Regions from separate parts of the Homo sapiens genome. Here region 1 is linked to region 2. The links are chromatin loops, found by intact Hi-C in ENCODE. Cell type or tissue: dorsolateral prefrontal cortex. All regions are shown on one strand.

What was found. Peaks named below come from ENCODE experiments on the same cell type or tissue, not always from the same donor. Only the 100,000 strongest peaks of a DNase experiment are listed, where the experiment ranks them.
Region 1: it touches region 2 in a loop (2.6-fold over the local background); 4 of 110 quality-filtered maps call a loop at or near these places.

What each region holds. Positions count from the first base shown.
Region 1 is chr9:126,433,962-126,436,461 of GRCh38, reverse strand. All of the region lies in intron 7 of MVB12B (multivesicular body subunit 12B), which reads right to left. Among named protein-coding and RNA genes, the nearest start is that of NRON, 25 kb to the right of the region's middle. RefSeq lists an enhancer at 1-341. In dorsolateral prefrontal cortex, no CTCF peak of the experiment used is centred here; a DNase peak (open chromatin) is centred at 1,171; H3K27ac peaks cover 1,750 bases.
Region 2 is chr9:126,498,219-126,500,718 of GRCh38, reverse strand. The region is part of intron 9 of MVB12B (multivesicular body subunit 12B); the gene reads right to left. Among named protein-coding and RNA genes, the nearest start is that of NRON, 89 kb to the right of the region's middle. RefSeq lists a silencer at 1,175-1,469. In dorsolateral prefrontal cortex, CTCF peaks have their summits at 1,146 and 1,351 (motif pointing left); a DNase peak (open chromatin) is centred at 1,076; H3K4me3 peaks cover 1,172 bases; H3K27ac peaks cover 1,798 bases.

The sequences.
Region 1 (2,500 bases), 64 kb after region 2:
ATAGGACAAGCAGTAATTGACTTTGAAACTCCACCCACTGCGAGGGCTACAATTAATCTGTTTTTAGCATAAGAACTGCTGCTCTGCAAAGTTCATAACTTGTAGGTTCTTTTTCCCAATCCAATTAAAACCTAAGAGTGTTCCTAAAAGGCGGCTGCACAGAATTTACTCTTCAGCTCCCGTTTCAAAGGGCGTATCTGCTAACATCCCAATCATCAAAGGGCAAGCCCCTCCAGACCAGAAAGGACCCCAAATGCCCGAACACGAGAGAGCCTCCTGGCAAAATAACCAGAAACTATGCTCAAAGATGAAGATAAAAGCAATTCTTGTGCAGTGATCCAAAAAACAGCATCTCTTTTTTTCCCCAAAATTACCTGTTTTAATAAAGTAGACATACTGTGCCAACTGAACCATTTAATTATCTGCAAAAATGATGAATCAAAACAATAGTTTGCAAAAATAAATGACTAACCTCTGATTAAAATGTCTGTCCTCATTAAATCCAAAGAAAAGGTATGATCTCTTTTTAAAAAATGTAGCCTGAAGAAACAAGCAGTCCCCCCGCATCTACAGCCGTACCCTTCACAGTGGCAGTGACCTGCCATGAGACGGGACATCTGAGGATGTTGTCTAATCTACTCTCTCCAACCCTGAGAAAAGACGGTGTGCCCCTGTGGCCTTCGAGCCTCTGGGTGCCGCCGGCCTGGCAGCAAGTGAGCTCAGGGACAGGGGACTTCCAGATGATGTGCTCGGTGGGTGGTGTGATTCTGGAGCAAGGAAAGAAACTTTTTTTTTTTTTTTTTGGCTAAAATAAGAGGTTCTGGGAGGGGAGTGGTTGGAAAGGAAGGAGCCAAGGCCAAAGAGAAAGAAAAAGAAAGGCAAAGAAGGAAAATCATTTAAAGGGTTGAGTGCCGATATGATCCCTTCTCAAACCAGAGCTGACTTGATGAAAAGGAACATGGAAAATTGAGGCTGATTTAAATGTTGAGAAGTTCTCTCTTTAAAATCATTTTACCCAGTAGCAAGCTAACATCTCCAGCAATTACACATTTCTGAACTAGAAGGGAGGGTTTGCCTTCTATTATGCCAAAAGTTTCCCTGAGCCATGCCAGGTCCCACCATTCATGAGCTCCCTCTGTCAGCTGCACCCTCTCCATCCCCGGCTGGACTTTTAGGTGAGGTCACACTGCAGGGTGAATGAGACCAGTGCCTTCTGGTATAATAAGCAGCAATTCCCTGGAATAACAATATTTACGGCAGTTATAGCAGCTCCACTTCTGGAGTGCCCTCTTGGTACTAGGCACTGGGTATTTCATGTACATTATCTTTAATCCTCAAATTCAGAAGAGAAAATATAATTCAAAATTACAAAAAAAAAAAGAAAACAGACTGCAATGTTATATAAACTGTCTAAAGTAATGTAGCTGGAAAGGGTGGATACAAAAGGGTGAACCAGTTCTAAGACCCAGGTCCTCTCAGAATCAACGAAACATTGAGTGTCATGGAACATCCCCTGTATGCTAGGCCCTGGGCTGGGCATTGGGCATCAGGCACACACCAGTGAAGGAGACATCATCTTGCCCTCCAGAATGAACCCTGAACTCCACATGATGACCAGAGATGGATCTCCTTTCTTAGAACTCGGAAACCAAGCAAATGGCCAGAGTTTTACAAGAAGCATAAATAGCCAAGGGGTTTCCTGGCCAAAGAAGCTACGTCTTGGGCCTACAAAAGGCACTACCACCTTTGGCAAAATAGGGGTGAGTGAAGGCCGTGCAATTCATGAGCCAAGGACCTTCTCACAGGAGTGAAACTGGCGTTTTGCTACACAGGGCATATTTCAGGTAAACACACAGGCAATGGAACATAAAGATAGGTGTGTTTATTGCCTCTAGGTAGCAAGCGATTAAGGACTTCTAAGTGTGTCACCAGAAGCGATGCTTAGGGCCACCGAGGCAAGCTTTACTCCCTCATTCAAAATTATGGATGTTGCCTCGCCAGTGGATCATGCGATCGTTCATGCTATAAAACAAGTCAGGCGTAAGAAACTGCTCTCTAACAAAGGATCTCAACCTTGGAGGAGAGTTCTGTATCATTCATTGTCTTACAGACAATTGTAAGACAAATCTGGGGAATCAAGAACCTTATTCTCTGGGATAGGTGATAAATATATTCCATCCAAACTCCAGGCTGCAGGATTGAAGATTTTTTTTTTTAAACATAAATGCATTTAGGACTATCACTGGCCATTAATAAAAAGAGGGAAAAAGCCATTCAGTATTCAGGGCACAAACACCAACTGTGTGACAGTAGTTGGATTCAGGTACTCTGTCCAAACAAGACAGGTGGCTTCGTTGTTCTAAAAAAGATCGGAATTTCTTTTGTCCTAATGTCAGCAGTTAAATGCATTCATTCTGACAAAAAAGGGGGACCCTCATACTGTGTAAGAGCTGAAAGATAAATCTCATCACCAAAGCTTGTGCGACTGTTCAACTTCTCC
Region 2 (2,500 bases):
GGGCTGAGGGCCTACGGCGTGGATAGTTAGGCCATCAGCCCCGGCTCAGGAGAGAACATGCAGCAGGCTTTTCAACTCTGAACGCACACCAGTCCCCGGGGGGTCCCGGTCAAATGCAGATTCTGACTGGGTAGGTCTGGGGCCAGGCCTGAGAATCTGCATTTCAAATAGCTCCCAGGTAACCCCATGCTGCTGGTCTGGGGATCAGTTTAGAGAATTCTACGACCCAATCACTGGAACCTGGGAATGGGTGTGGACATGGATGGGCAGAGAGGGAAGGGCCAGAGACCACACGCTGTGCAGAAAGGAGCTGGGGAAGGACTGGTTGGGGGAGGGGGTGGGACATGGCTTGGAGGTGCTCCACTTTGGATGCTCCAAGGCCATGCCAGGGAGATGCCTGCAAACGCGAAGCATCTCAGATGATAGAGGGAGAAAGCCCAGAGCCAGGTTCCTGCAGGGCAGTGGAGGGGCTGGGGGAGGCGTCCTGGGCCGCGCCCTTCTGCTCCTTCAGTAGGTCTTGCTGTATCTACTGGGCCGGGTTCCTGGGGGTGGCAGGGAGTGCTGAGGGCTGGCCGGCCAGAGAGAGCAGGTTAAGGGCGATTGCAGCCCCAGCCCGAGTGTCCACAGCCAGAGAGCCTAGGCCCGGGCCTAGCGGGAGCTTTCTGGATGGTGAGCGGGGGAGCAGGACGCTTCCACGCCTGTGTGAGCAACTGGCTGATTCGGCAGAGGGGCTGTCGTGGGGACCCTGTGCCGCTGTCCCAGTCTCTGTGGCCAGGAGTGGGGACAGGGTCACGGGGAGGGCATGGCTGGGCCCTCCGGGCTGGGCTGAGCTCCTCTCTCCCGGCCCGCGGGCTGGGGGAGGGCGGAGAAGGCGCCCCTTCCTGCCTGCACCACGCCGGTCCCCGCGAGGGCGCACAGATTGCGCCCCCACCCTCTCTCCCTCGGGATTTTTTCCCTTTTTAGGTTATCTTGGCTGGAGAAAAGCGCCACCCACCCCCGCTTCTTGTTTTCCCTAACTCCCCAAATGAAATTTCAACATATGTCCCGCGACATAATCCCCTCTGGCTGCGGCCGCCTTCCCGCAGACGCGGTCCCTGCCCGCTCCTCCCGCCGTGTTTACCCAGGAGACGGGGCCGCTTCTGGAAGCCCTTTCACTCCCTTGGGCAAACAGCGAGTACCTTTGAAGGTGGATTTGGACCCGGATCTGTTTACTCAAGACATTAGTCTCCTGCATAAGGAAAACCTGCACTTGCGAACAAACAGCAAATCCTTTTTGAATTAAAAAAATTTTCAATTAAAAAGCATTTGGTCCGCACAGCCCGGTCCAGCTGCGCAGCGCCGGGCCTGCGCCCTCTGGTGGGCACAGGCCGCCACTGCAGCAGCTGGGCAGCCCGGGCCTGAGGCCTCTCTCGGGAAAGAGATGTAACTGTCAGGGGTTCTGCCAGGGGTCCTGGAGGCTCTGCCAGGGGTCCCGGGGACCCTGCCACTGATGGAAGCAGGCGTCTCAGGCCACGGTGCGAGAGTCTCAGCTTCTAAAAGCCTTTTCTCATAGTGAGGTCAGTGTCCTGTGATAGAAGGTGCCAACTGCAGCTTCCAGCAGCACCTGGAAAGCACCCAGCTTCGAGGCAAAGAGGGGGCAATAGAACCTACTGGTCTACCCACAACTAGGACGATTCGTGTGCAAGTGCCTTGAAAGTGAAGAGAATTAGCCCTGGTTATGCATCAGAACCAAAGGCTTTAACCACAGTGATGCATGGCCCCCACCTGTGGTTGGCAGGAGTGGTCCTGGTTTAACCGGCACGGGGACACCAGCATTTTTTGAAAACACTCAGGTGATTTCAGTATTAATTGCACTAATCACCAGAGGGGAAGGCAAGTGCACTGCCCCTCCAGCCTCCTCCCTCCTTCCCACACCAGGTCTCATACTAAACACTCTAGAGGGCTCCAGACGAGAAAAGGCAGTAAGGGGCTGTTCCCAGCACCCGAGCTTTGCAGAGAAGGAAAGTGAAGCCCAAGAAAGGATCTGACTTCCTGAGGTCCCAGAGTGAGCTGGGCAATGCTGGACGAGGCCTGGGCCCAGAGAGGCGCAGGGGGCAGGCGCTGGGCTGGCTGGGAAACCTGCATTAGGGCAGGCATTGGCACCTACCTCTCCTGGGGTGCAACTCCAGCATGGGGGCCAGACCGACAGACATGAACTAGTGAGCTCACGGGTGAATCACGATAGGGCCAGGAATGGTGTAGTCCAGAGGGCAGGGGCTGGGCCAGGTGAGGACAGGTGGGAGGGAACCAAAGGGGCCAAGGCTGGGGCCAACGAGAAGAGTCTGGTGCAGGGGTGGACAGACACTGATGGGTGGGCTTGGGCAGGCGGATGGGCCTGGCCCTAGCACAGGCAGGGAGAGGTGGGGGAGATTCTGTACAGCAGCCCCACCTGTCTGCTTCTCCAAGCCCCCCCGGCTCAGCACTCCAGTCATCCCCCTCCATCTCAGGCACTCCCACGGCC